Regions from separate parts of the Homo sapiens genome. Here all the other regions are linked to region 2. The links are chromatin contacts, found by Hi-C or POLR2A ChIA-PET in ENCODE. All regions are on one chromosome and are shown on one strand. Each heading gives the region's core, a stretch centred on a gene start or an enhancer-like site at or near the end of the contact. The rest is flanking DNA. Distances are from core to core; before and after follow the strand shown. Region 1 has its middle 18 kb from the start of LINC02175. Region 2 holds the start of TNRC6A (trinucleotide repeat containing adaptor 6A). Region 3 overlaps ARHGAP17 (Rho GTPase activating protein 17).

The links. A loop is a pair of places that touch in the nucleus more often than their neighbours do. ChIA-PET counts read pairs that join two places held with the same protein, here RNA polymerase II (POLR2A). Pooled maps may share reads with other maps.
Region 1: a pooled map shows a loop between it and region 2 (5-fold over the local background). The contact joins the enhancer-like site here to the promoter of TNRC6A in region 2. A Hi-C loop is called at or near these places in 4 of 37 single-sample maps with no recorded cell type and 13 of 50 pooled maps. POLR2A ChIA-PET finds 5 or more read pairs at or near these places in 4 of 52 experiments (B cell, activated CD4-positive, alpha-beta T cell, activated CD8-positive, alpha-beta memory T cell and 1 more).
Region 3: a loop to region 2 is called in a map of endothelial cell of umbilical vein, with 2.3 times the contacts of the local background. The contact joins the enhancer-like site here to the promoter of TNRC6A in region 2. A Hi-C loop is called at or near these places in 3 of 168 maps with a recorded cell type or tissue (chondrocyte, endothelial cell of umbilical vein and gastrocnemius medialis), 1 of 37 single-sample maps with no recorded cell type and 3 of 50 pooled maps. POLR2A ChIA-PET finds 5 or more read pairs at or near these places in 2 of 52 experiments (BJ and HEK293).

Annotation. Positions count from the first base shown.
Region 1 is chr16:25,046,682-25,051,370 of GRCh38, forward strand. No RefSeq gene overlaps it. Among named protein-coding and RNA genes, the nearest start is that of LINC02175, 18 kb to the right of the region's middle. RefSeq lists a silencer at 2,847-3,141. Within about 2 kb of position 2,095, at least 41 of the 41 ENCODE cell types and tissues checked have a DNase peak (open chromatin) inside an H3K27ac peak, as active enhancers do; they include B cell, where a contact is called at or near this core.
Region 2 is chr16:24,728,103-24,732,448 of GRCh38, forward strand. It overlaps TNRC6A (trinucleotide repeat containing adaptor 6A), which reads left to right and starts at 1,549. Exons shown (of 25, transcript NM_014494.4): 1 at 1,549-1,744; 2 at 2,151-2,198. The coding sequence starts at 1,740. RefSeq lists a silencer at 1,578-1,887.
Region 3 is chr16:24,986,092-24,990,622 of GRCh38, forward strand. All of the region lies in intron 1 of ARHGAP17 (Rho GTPase activating protein 17), which reads right to left. Among named protein-coding and RNA genes, the nearest start is that of ARHGAP17, 27 kb to the right of the region's middle. RefSeq lists an enhancer at 2,357-2,960. Within about 2 kb of position 3,045, at least 24 of the 41 ENCODE cell types and tissues checked have a DNase peak (open chromatin) inside an H3K27ac peak, as active enhancers do; they include endothelial cell of umbilical vein, where a contact is called at or near this core.

The sequences.
Region 1 (4,689 bases), core at 845-3,344, 320 kb after region 2:
GGTCTTGAACTCCTGACCTCAGGCGATCCTCCCACCTCGGCCTCCCAAAGTGCTGGGATTACAGGCATGAGCCACTGCGCCCAGCCTGGAATATTTTTATCAGATATATATATGTTGTAAATACACACACACACACATATATACATGAAACATATATATATATGAAAATGTAAAATACCATTTGCAATAGCATCAGGCCAGGCACGGTGGCTCATACCTGTAATCCCAGCACTTTGGGAGGCCAAGGTGGGAGGATCCCTTGAGCCCAGGACTTTGAGCAACATAGGCAACATAGTGAGACCTTGTCTCTACAAGAAAGTGAACCAAATTAGCTGGGTATGGTGGCGAGTACCTGTAGTCACAGCTACTTGGGAGGCTGAGGTGAGAGGATAGCTTGAGACTGGGAGGGTTGAAGCTGCAGTGATCTGTGATCATACCACTGCACTCCAGCCTGGGTGACAGAGAGATCCTGTCCCAAAAAAAGAAAAAAGGAAAAACAGCATAAAAACAGTAGCATCAAAAATCATTAGAATAACTCTAATGAAAGACATGAAAACACCTTTACCAGAAAAGTATTGTGAGAGAATACTTTTACTCTCTCACTAAAATATTGGTGAGAGAAATTAATAAATACTTAAATAAGGAAGAGGTTACTTTGTTCATATATTAGAAGACCTGATATTAAGATGTCTGTTCTCCCCAAATTGATCTATGGAGTCAATGCAATCCCAGTTAAAATCCTATTTGTTTTTTTTTTTGAAGAAACTAACAAGTTGATTCTAAAATTTATATGGAAATGCAAAATATCTAGAATAGCAAAAAAAAAAAAAAAAGAGCAAAGTTGGAGAACTTAAACTGCTAATTTTTTATACCACTTAATTTTAAGACTTACTATAAAGCTACACTAATCAAAACATTGGTCTTGACATCACAATAGACAAATATATCAGTGAAACTGAGTCCAGAAATAGACCTGCATACGTACTGTCAGTTGATTTTTGCCCAGAGCGAGTAAGTCAATTTTCTGGTGGAAGGAAGGAAAGTCATTTAATTTCTTTTTTTTTTTTTTAAGAGAGGGTCTTCCTCTGTCGCCCAAGATGGAATGCAGTGGTATGATCATGGCTCACTGCAGCCCCAGCCTCCTGAGCTCAAGTGATCCTCCCACCTCAGCCTCCCAAGTAGCTGGGAATGCAGGTGTGTACTTCCATGTCCAGCTAATGTTTTGTTGTTTTTTGTTTGTAGAGACAGGGTCTCACTGTGTTGCCCAGGTTGGTCTCGAACTCCTGGGCTCAAGCAGTACTCACACCTCAGCCTCCCAAAGTATTGGGATTGTAGGTGTGAGCCACTGCCCAGCCAGGAAATTATTTTTAATGAATAATTCTAGATCAACTGGATATTCACATGAGGAAAGAAATTAACCTTCACCCCATCTCATGCCATACACACAAATTAGTTGGTAATTGTTCATAAACCTAAACATAAAAGCTAGAATCGTAAATCTTACACATGAAAACATGGGAGAATATCTTTGCAACCATGGGGTGGGCAGATATTTTGTGAGTAGAACACAAAATGCACTTACTACAAAGGAAAAATAAATACATTAAGAAAATGTACAGGCAAACCATATAATATTTGCAATACGTGGTAAGGGTTTTATTCTTTTCCCAAAGTACTTTGGTATTACTCAGGTCTGTGGCATCTTGCATGATATTCTGTATTTACTGGCTTTTTGTTGAGTTAGATACAGAACATTGATCCAAGAGAATTTTCTGATTGGGTTTCCCCATTTCTTTTACCTTCGTGTGAATGTTGCTCCCTTTGCCATTTATGCTTTGCCCAATATTCAGTGACTGCTTACAACAGAGACAGATTTTAGATCATATTATTCTTTGTAAAGTAAAGAGACATTAGATGAAAGCAAAAGGCAACACGGGCAGTCTCCTCTGGAAGGGAATTGCAGCCTATATGAGTCTTCCTGGTTATTGAGGATTGAGGCTCAGCTTTTTAGGTGACTCAGCATTTAAGTCCTGGCACATTAACTATATACTAGCCACAGACCTGAAAGGAGGAAGGGAGACGAAGCCTAGCTCTGTTTCAGTACAGCGTCTTTTGCCCTTAAGACTGCTTCCTGGCCAGGCGTGGTGACTCATGCCTGTAATCCCAGCACTTTGAGAGGCTGAGGCGGGCGGATCACTTGAGGTCGGGAGTTCGTGACCAGCCTGGGCAACACGGTGAAACCCCGTCTTTACTAAAAATACAAAAATTAGCCGGGCATGGTGGTGGGTGCCTGTAATCCCAGCTACTATTTAAGTCCTGGCACATTAGCTGTATACTAGCAACAGCCCTGAAAGGAGGAAGGGAGACGAAGCCTAGCTCTGTTTCAGTACAGCGTCTTTTGCCCTTAAGACTTTGCTTCCTGGCCAGGCGTGGTGACTCATGCCTGTAATCCCAGCACTTTGGGAGGCTGAGGCGGGCGGATCACTTGAGGCCAGGAGTTTGTGACCAGCCTGGGCAACACGGTGAAAACCCGTCTCTACTAAAAGTACAAAAATTAGCCGGGCATGGTGGTGGGTGCCTGTAATCCCAGCTACTCGGGAGGCTGAGGCACGAGCATCAGTTGAACCCCGGAGATGGAGGTTGCAGTGAGCCAAGATCATGCCACTGCACTCCAGCCTGGGCGACAGAATGAGAGTCTGTCTCAAAAAAAAAAAAAAAAAAAAAAGATTTTGCTTCCTGCCTTCCGTTTATAAACCAATAATAAAACCAACAGGAAATAGAAACTAAAAATGAAACTAAAAGGTATAAAAGAACAATAGAATTAAAGTTGGAGGTAGTGCCATATCTTACAGACCACAAGCAGCATGCAGTTGAAATTCTAAATCTGAGATTTTAATGCTGAACATAGTTGAATTTTGCAATCTCAAATACATGTACAGTGATGCCTTCGGGTAACAGCTGCCCGCATATATGGTGGTGGCGGTCCCACGGGAATTTTTCAGCTCTATTATCTTATCACCTAGTGACGTAGCTGTCCTAATGTCTTAGCACGGTACATCACTCATGAGCTTATGTGGATGCTGGTGTAAACAAACCTACCGTGCAGCCTGTCCTATAAAAGTGTAACACATACAATTATGTACAATACATGAAACTTGATCATGATAAAAAACTGTGTTAACGGTTTATGTATTTACTATGCTGTACTTTTTATTGTTATTTTAGAATAACAACTTGCTGACTCACCCAGAGCAACTACTTATTAACAAAAAGTTAACTGTAAAAGCCCTCAGGCAGGTCCTTCAGGAAATATTCCAGAAGAAGAAATCATTATCTTGGGAGATGTCAGCTCCATTCATGTTATTGCCCCTGGAGACCTTCCAGGGGAACAAGATGTAGAGGTGGTGGAGAGTGATATTGATGGTGCTGACTCTGTGTAGGCCTAGGATAATGTATGTGATTGTGTCTTAGTTTTTTTTTTCTTTTTTTTTTCTTTTTTTGAGACAGAGTCTGGAGTGTAGTGGCACGATCTTAGTTCACTGCAACCTCCACCTTCCAGGTTCAAGCGATTCTTCTGCCTCAGCCTCCTGAGTAGCTGGGATTACAGGCATGTGCCACCATGCCTGGCTAATTTTTTGTGTTTTTAGAAGAGACGGGGTTTCACCATGTTGTCCAGGAAGGTCTCGAACTCCTGACCTTGTGATCTGCCCACCTCAGCCTCCCAAAGTCCTGAGATTACAGGCGTGAGCCACTGTGCCTGGCTAGCATACACTGCTTTTAAAGTTTACACAGTGTAATGTCCTGCGTCTTCACACTCACTCACCCCTCACTCACTGACTCACCCAGGGCAACTTCCAGCCCTGTAAACTCCATTCAGTGCAGGTGTCCTATAGAGGTGGATCATTTTTAGCCTTTTATACTGTATTTGTAGTGTACTTTTTCTATGTTTAGCTGTGTTTAGATACACAAATACTTAACATTGTGTTACAGTTGCCTTCATTATTCAATACAGTAATGTGCTGTAGAGATTTGTAGCCCAGGAGCAATAGGCTATACCATGTAGCCTGGGTGTGTAGTGGGCTGTACCATCTAGGTTTCCGTAAGTGCTCTCTGTGCTGTCTGTACAACGAAATCACCTAAGAATGCATTTCTCAGAATGCATCCCCATTGTTAAGCAACACATGACTTTATGCGCACAAACAGATACACACACGTACACATACGCATATCATTTAAACAACTCAAGTGTTATGAGGGATAAAACAAATGTTCAGGGGTAGGAACATCTAAATCCAGGTGGGTATGTTTCAAAACCCACATTATGGCTCACGTCTCTAATCCCAGCACTTTGGGAAGCGGCAGTGGATGGATTCAACACCAGCCTGGGCAACAAGATGAAACCCCATCTCTACAAAAAATACAAAAATTAGCTGGGTGTGGTGGTGTGTGCCTGTAGTCCCAGCTACTTGGGAGGCTGAGGTGGGAGAGACACCTGAGCCCAGGGAGGTTGAGGGTGCAGTGAGCTGTGATCACACCACTGCACTCTAGCCTGGGCAACACAGTGAGATCCTGTCTCAAAAAAAAAAAAAAAAAAGAAAAGAAAAGAAAAGAAAAGAAAAAAAAGGAAGGAAAACATACATTAAACCTTCAGTTACCTAGTTAATAGAATTAAGTTCCGCAGCTGAGGAA
Region 2 (4,346 bases), core at 299-2,798:
ATGTCTAGGGAAGTTTTGTTTGTTTTTAACGGGAGAGATTCAAGCATGTTGTAAAGCCAGTTGAAGCTGGGCGCGGTGGCTCACGCCTGTAATCCCAACACCTTGGGAGGCCGAGGGGGGCGATCACCTGAGGTCAGGAGTTCAAGACCAGCCTGGCCAACATGACGAAACCCCGTCATTACTAAAAATACAAAAATAGCTAGGCGCAGTGGTGCGTGTCTGTAATCCCAGCTACTTGGGAGGCTAAGGCAGGAGAATTGCTTGAACTCGGGAGGCGGAGGTTGCGGTGAACGGAGATCGCGCCACTGCACTCCAGCCTGGGAGACAGAGCGAGACTCCGCCTAAAAAAAATGATAATATAATAAAAAAATAAAAAAAAAAGCCAGTTGAAGAACTTAGGTTAGAAAAAGGAGAATGGGATGATCCACAGAGTGGGGTTTCTGAGAAAGTAAAGGTTATAGATTTTAAGCACAGAGGAGGAATTATCTTTAAATTAGAAGAAAAAGCTTGATGAGAGGTTGGAAAGAACACACGCAAGTGAAAATATGTATCTTACTGTATCTACATGTATGTGTATTGTTGTATCTACCTGCAGATATGTATGTCTTATTGTATCTACATGTAGGTATGTATGTATACTTTTAATGTACACATATGCATCTGTGTCTACATATATACATATCTTAGTCTATCTACATGTATGTATCTTACTGTGTCTACACTAAGATGTTTCTTACTGTGTGAGCTACGTTGGAACCTGCTTTTTCATTTATTCTATTGCAACCATTTCCTCCATGCCGGGATTATTCCTCCACATCATTTTTACAGTGTCCTAATACATGCCAGTAGCTGTTTTTGAAGCCATCTAGTAGCGCTGGACATTTTGGCTGTTTGCAATTTTTCACCATCATCAATACCACAGCTTAGTATCTCGAAGGTGAAATATTTGCAGATACCCAGAATTATTTCCTGAGCAGAAAATCCGTGCAGGCGGAACTGCTGAGTCAAAGGTCGGTGGATAAAAATCGCTTTTAAGCCTCACAACCCGCCTCAGGTATGCATTCTTTACCTGAGGAGGAACAGAGAAGCAGAGAGGTTAAATAACTGGCCCAAGGTCAAAAATAATTAGAAGTGGCTGAATTCAAAAGCCGCGCGGGCTCATCAGGCTGCAGTTGGGGTAAAATTTGCGTTTTAGGCAATTTTTTTTTTTTTTTTTTTTGGCGTGTGTCAGTGGGGGAGGGGCCGGGCGGCGGGTAGGAAACTTGTGTCGCAGCAAAGAAGGAGGAGGAGGGGAGGGACTCCCCTCCTCGGTCAGACCGGAGCCGGCCGCACCGAAAAAGGTTGGACTCGGGACTCCGCAGGCCCCCCCAGCCACTCCGCGGGGCGCCTCGGAGGCTGTGACCTCCAGGGAGGTCCGGCTGGGTGCAGCGTGACACGCCGGGGCGGTTGCCAAGGACCTGCCCAATCTGCGGGTCCAGTTGCTAGGGCCTCCATCTTGGGGGCCAGTGGCCGTGGCGCCCCCGGAAGGGGTTGCCGAGTGGGGCATTCACTTCCGGTCTGGGGCCTGCGGCGGCGGCGGTGTCGGCGGCGGCGGCGGCGGCGGCGGCGGCGGCGGCAGCGGGTCGGTGTAGAAAATGGCGCTGGTGCAGCGGCTCGGGCCTCTCCCCGCGGCGCTGCGGAGGGCTTGAGGCTCGCGAGCCTCCTTCGCCGCGCCCCACTTGCTCGTGCACTTTACACACATGAGGTGAGCGGAACAAGGGCCTCCCTCCGGGCGGGAGGAGCCGCGGGCGCTGCCGCAGGGCCCGCAACCCGCGGCGGCGGCAGCAGAGGCGGCGGCGCCGGGCGTCCCCGAGACTTCGGGCCTCGGCGGGAGGGCGCAGGCTGCGTTGCTGCGGAGGCCGAGCGGGCGGCCCGGGGGAGCCTCGCTGCGCCGCGCCGCGGGGGCCAGGCCGGGGTTGCGCCTCGCCCGCGCCGCGGGACCGCAGTCCGGGCTGCAGCCCCGCAGCTTTGTGAGTCCCCCTCCCCCCGTCCTCTCCCCTCCCCCATCCGGCCCCGGCGCGAGCCTCTGCCGCAGCAGCTCCGTTTTCACGCGCATCTCGTTTTTGTGTGTGTGTTTTTGTTTTGTTTTTGTTTTTGTTTTTTTGTTTCAGAGAATTGGAAGCTAAAGCTACCAAAGACGTAGAAAGAAATCTTAGCAGGTAAGATGGGCGAGCTTTCCGTCTCCCGCCCCACGATAATCGTATATTTCTACTCCGATTCGCCTTTTCTGGGTTGAGAAGTTCCCCCGTGACATTTTCTTCCGCACCCGGAGAGCAGACATTCGGGAGAAGCGGCCTGGGGGAATACTGGAGGGATTGCGGGGAGATGCGTAATTACGCGTGTGTTTCTTTCTTTAAAAAAAAAAAAAAAAAGCGCAAAGCAATTCTTGTAAACTTAGTTAAAGCATTCTCACCCTTTTAGAATTTAATTAGGGGACTTGTGCATTAATTACTATTGTAAATGGTTGCAGGCATTGTGTGACTCATGATTGAGGCGGCCCTTATGGCGGGCTGTCAAACTGTTTTGGCTTCCCCGTTATTACTTTGTAGCTCAAATTGTTGCTTTTATAAAAAGATACTATGTGTTCGCATTCCCCCCCGCCCCCCCCCCCCCCCCATACATTGTAGTCAGGCGGATTCTGTTGCATTGGACACAGTTTTGTCCTTGAACTTTACCAAGCATAAGCTGCGTTTTGTTTTCCTTCGAAACTCCATTTCTGTCCATGTTCGGTGTGTGCTCTTTTTATCAGCTGGTAAAATAATTAAAAATCTTTTCTCCAGAAGAGGTTATCGTTCCTGTTGGGCCCTGCTGCTTTTGCATCACCGTGAAGGGAGAATTTTTTTTTTTTTTTAAACGATGTCTTTATGGAATGGAAATATTTAGCTTCATTGAGCTGTAATTGCTTAAGCATCAAGGAATTGTACTGTATTTAACTCCTTTTCACATTCATTTTCTTTCCTACCGTCTTTTCCTTTCTTATTCCCCTTTTTCTTTTGCATCATATTGGGACACTCAGGGAAACTTAGCCAATTAACCAAATCCGTGAATAGCTTTCTTTTTTTCTTTTTTTTCACTTGTTGAAAATAAAATGAAATTTCTCCTATCTCAGGTTTTAATGTAGTTTGCTCTTGATGATTGCGGGTTTTAGGTTTACATTGGGGTTTTTAACACTCACATTTCAAATCGTCTGAATATTTTGCACCGCGTAGAATTGTTCCAAATTGCTGGCCTATTGAGTTTCATAAGATACTAATCTGTTCAGGTGATCGTTAAAGAATGTGTTCAGATGGTGAAGGATAGGCATCATTGGTTTACCCAGTAAGGGATTCTCTGTTACTCAAAATAATTATGGGATCATTTAAAGGAAATTAAGTCTGACATCACTGACTATTTGTGGTATATTTACATAAATTTTGTCAAAATCTAGTAAGGAAATGTTAAGATATGAAACCATTAAAGAAAACAGGTTGAGCCATTAAGGTGTAATATCAGCAGAACAGAGCTTAGAGGTCTGTTTCTCCTTCCATTTTTGTTTTATCAGGTAACTATATCAGTATAATTCCTATGAAGGTGCTCTAGTACTTAATTAAAAATTGTCTGTGCCACAGGTATAATTTTAATATTAGGTAGAACTCGAGTCTGGGTTGGCTATTTATCAGAGTTTGAATTCCAGCTCTGCTACTTGCAATATGACCTTGACTCTTGGCAAGTCACTTAGCCTCTCTGTCCAATCTATAAAACGAGCGGCGTGGGCCAGCCAGTTGCTGAGGTCTGTTAGGCCCTTTGGGTTACATAAAAGGAGTAAAGTGCTGTCCGTGTTCACAGAGGGCATGTACAGTCTAGTAGAAAGACTATCATAAATGCATAAATAACAGTAGTACTAGGTAGATGACGTAGGAATCAAAAGATACCATCCCATTCATGTGCTTGAGAATATTCAGTCGGTCAGAAGGCATGAAAGGAAAAACAAATATCAAAGAGATTGTAAGGCAGTGTGTACTAAGGATCCAATGAGAGGGGAGCATTTCTTGCAGGTTAAAAGTGTTCTGAGGAAGGAGAGAGGTGATTAGGTGGGCAGATGCTTCCTTCATCTCCATCTCTAGCTGTGTTTCCTTTTTCACAAAAAAGAATGTATCTGTCTTTACCCATAGTGCTCTCTCCAGGAAATCAAGGCATTGTATTCATTGAGTAACCATTTTTTGAGCATTTTCGATATTTCAACTGTGGGACTGGGCACTAAGCCAGGGAAGAATGTAAGTAGTTAAATTTATTGATTGCTTACTATGTGCCTGGCACACTTTTCCTAA
Region 3 (4,531 bases), core at 1,795-4,294, 260 kb after region 2:
AAACGGTTCCTCCAAGGCTGTAGGGATCTACTTGAGCCTTCATAATAGCCAACAGTAGCAGCCATATTTGCTGGGTGCTTTCTATGCCCCAGACACTGGGCTGGCACTTACATCTACTCTAATTCTCACATCAACCCTATTGGGTAGGAACCACTATTTCCCCCATTTTACCTATAAGGAAAGTGAGGTCTTGAAAGGTAACTTGCCTAGGACCCCAGCACTAATAAGTGGGATTGTGGGATTCAAACCCAGAGGGCCTGACTAGCAAGGCCTACACTTAGTTTATCTAAACCAGGGGTCAGCAAACTATACCCGCAGGCTCAATCTAGCTCACCGCCCATTTTTTATGTTCAGAAAGCTCAGAAGAATGGTTATTTTAAAATGATTGGAAAAAAACAAAATAATAATATTTGGTAACACATGAAAATTTTATGAAATTCACATTTCAGTGTATTACAGAAGTTTCACTGGAACACAGCCAGGCTCATGCATTTGTGTGCTATCTATGGCTGCTTTTGAGCTTCAACAGCAGAACTGAGTTGTTGCGAAAGACATCACCGTATGACCTGCAGAGCTCAAAATATTTGTTATCCAGCCATTTACAGAAAATGCTGGCCAACCCCAGGTCTCTATTAGTAACTCTTGCAGGATGTGGTGCAAACCTTGATAGCTAACTTTTTAGAATCACTTTGAGGATGGGTGAGGCTGGGCTGGAGGTGTATTTTCTCTTCCTCGACATTCTGCCTCATAGGCAAGCAGCAGCTGCCAAAATGAACAGGGGTGGCTGCCTCTGATAATTCAGTCCAAATGCGGAGGCACAGCCCAGTGCTGGTGACACTGGTGACAGGAAGAAATCAGAAGTTATGTCCCTCCTGCACCTACGCACCTCCATCCACTCACCTCCTCAAAAACACTGAAGTATTTTAATCACTGTTTGCTTTCTGGTCTCTACTGATAAACATATTTCGGGACAAGACCTAAATAAACACAGTTCTCTACCCAAGAGTTCAGCAACAATAAACATTTCAGGCTTGCAGACCATACTGTCTCTATGTAATGACTCAGCTTGCCACTGCAGCACAAAAGCTGCCACAGACATTGTATAAATGAACGGACCTGGCTGTGCCCCAATAAACCTTTATTTATGGACACTGAAATGTGAATTTTGCCTAATTATCGTACGTCATGAACTACTGTTCCTCTTTTAATGTTTTCAAGTATTTAAAAATGCCAAAACCATTCTGAGCCTGCAGCAGCCGCATTTAGCCCACAGACCAGAGTTTGCTGACCCCTGATCTATGTACAAGTGAAGTCCATTTTCCCATGAAACTTCAATCCTTTTTAATCACTTCCCAAATCCAAATTCTTCTTACTCAGAAGGGGGATTTCTACGTTTTCCCAACTTGCATTTCAGAGGTTGAGAGACGCTGGCTTTTCAAGACTTTTGCCAAATTGCTCCTTTTCAATCCTTTCAGCCATTCTGGGGCCTTGAGAGCAGGGGCTCATCTTTCTACCACCAAGAGCACCCCCAACCCAAGGATGGCAAATATGTGGCCGAGGCGCCAACACTAGCATCAAACATCAATGGCTCCCACTGCCTCTGGGCTCACAGGGCTGTTGGTTTTTGGTTTACAATTTCACATGAGAGATCACTGTTCTGCTGGCTTTTACACTTGCACACTGACTGATACGTCAATTAAAATGAAAAAATGAAGCATGGAGAGAATTTTTAATGAGCTCATTTTCAATGCTAGTTACCAGGAAATATCTGACGCATTTTTGAGAAATAAGACAGACTGTGACTAATCTACCAAGGATCTGAATATTGTATGTAGGGTAACAACATAAACATTACTGCATGCAACATGATTTGTATTCACAGTGAAATTACAGAGCCCACCCAGGGCTAGGCAGTGGATTTCATTCTGCTGGGAATCTGATTTTGTGCAACACTGTCACCTCCCGTTACAAGTGTTTACAAAATCCACCTGAGCCTCTGAGCCCAGTTTGGATGCAATAGTTTGATTTCATAGTGAGCTGGAGGACTACTGAATGAGTTTTTACTGTTTTATCTCATTAGATTAGCTGTCGTCTTAGATTTCTGGGAAGGAATCTAAAATCTACTTAATTGGATTTTTAAAATAAACGACTCTCTGAAACTTTAAAAATGAAGCAATTTGTTATACCTGCCACAAAGCAGTTTAAAAGCCGTAAGAGAGTTTACAGAACTCTAAAGGGATGTTATTGGGAAAAAATTGTTCCCATGCCTAACACTGAAAAGAAAAAGGATACTTAACGGGGGGAAATGATTCAACAGAAAATATTTTGGCAATGACGTGGGAAAAATAGATCTAATAGTTCTATACTCTGCATTATTTCCCCAAATGATGGTATTTTGCCCATGTATTTACAGCTTCTCTAGGACAGGGTTATAACATTTAATTTTTACTTTAAATGACAATAAAAGCCTTCTCAATCTTAACTTAATCTTGATAATATTATTTGAATTCCAGTGACTAAGATGAACAGTTACATTTTACCCTAAATTGAATTGAGGTTTATCGTTTTCCTGCACATGTAAGCTTACCCACGCAGCGTTTTGTTCGGTCAGTTGGCTTTTTCCCCTCTGGCACATGAAATGGAATCTATTTGCTATCCCTGCTCTAACCACGTGGCCTGTCTCAAAGCTCCACCACCGATTCTTGCTTATAGCAAAATCTGAAAGAAATCTCCCTTCTGCCACCAACCACCTCAACGGCCTCTCAGGCATTCCAAGTGCCTTATTCCCCAGCCTGCTCCAGTCACTCATGGTACCTGCTTGGACCTGGAGGCAGCTGAGTTTGAGATTTTAAAACTCATTTAAGCAGGCAAAAATATGTGAGAAATATTTTGCAAAATATTGCAATGCAGACAGTACATCCACATAGAGCTACTGCCTAAGGGAAAGGAGCTCAGGAGGAGTCCAGTTTACTGCTCTGGTGAGGCAGCCAGAGGCTAGGAGGAGCTGAAAAGCCACACAAAAAGTCTAAAGCAAAAGTGCCCAAGGCCAGGCCACACAATGTCAGGGGCTCCCTCCACACCTGGGCTCTGACTCAGTGCTGTGACTGATGGCTGCTGGGGAGGTGCACAGCGTCTGAAGACAGGTTGTGCAGGCTCCCTTCCAAACTAGGTCAGCACATTTGGACTTTGACAAGCTCATCCCCATAAAAACAGGTTGTAAATGTTAAGTTCTCAGTCCAACTTACAAGGACTCATTTAGCTCACAGATTATCTAAGAGACAGCCCTGGCAGGGGCCTATTGAGTTTTCTGAGCCACTCAGAAAAATAGTAAAAATAAAAACTAGTGGAAAAAGATCTAGGAGGTAACAGTGGTTCTTAACCAGAGCTACACATGACAGTCCTGGAGGCTCTGAAAATAATACAGGTGATGCCACTTATATGAAATGGCCAGAAAACGGGAATCTATAGAGGCAGAAAGTAGATGAGTGGTTGGCTTTGGGGGTGGGGGGAATGGGGATTAACTGTAAAGAAGTATGAAGGCTCTCATTTGGGGTGACAAAAATGTTCTACAATTGGGTTGTGGTGATGGTTACACAACTCTGTAAATTTACTACAAATCATTGAGTTCTACACTTAAAATGAGACATTTTTTGAAATATGTCAGACACAGAAAGATATATACCACATGTTCTCATTCATATGTGGGAGCCAAAAAAAATAACGTCATAAAAGTAGAGAGTAGAATTGTGGTTATTAGAGGCTGGGAAGCATAGGGTGGAGGAGAGATAGGGAGAGGTTAATGGATAGGGATAAATAATTATAGCTAGATGGGAGGAATAAGTTCTAGTATTCTATAGCACTGTAGGGTGAATATGACTAACAATAACTTAGTGTGTATTTTCAAAAATCTAGAAGAGGATTTTGAATGTTCACAATACAGGCACAAACGTTCAAGGTGATGGATACGATAATTATGCTGATTTGATCATTACACATTGTAAACATATCAGAATATCACTCTATATCCCATAAATATGTACAAACATTGCAGCCAACTAAAGATAAAAGGGGAAAATGGGTAAATTTTATGATCTATAAAATATATCTCATAGGTTGGGCACAGTGGCTCATGCCTGTAATCCCGGCACTCTGGGAGGCCAAAGTGGGAGAATCACCTGAGTCCAGGAGTTCAAGACCAGCCTGGGCAAGACAGGGACACCTCCATCTATACAAAAAATAAAAAACTTAGCCAGGCATGGTGGTGCACACCTGTAGTCCCAGCTACTCAGAAGGTTGAAGTGGGAGGATTGTTTGAGCCCAGGAGGTCAAGACTTCAGTGAGCCACGATCGTGCCACTGCACTCCAGTCTGGGCATCAAAGCAAGATCTTGTCTCAAAAAAAAAAAAAATTAAAACAATTAGCTGGGCATGGTGGTGAGCACTTGTAGTCCAGCTACTTAGGAAGCTTAGGTAGGAGGGTCATTTGAGCCTGGGAAGTGGAGACTGCAGTGAGCCAAGATCACACCACTGCA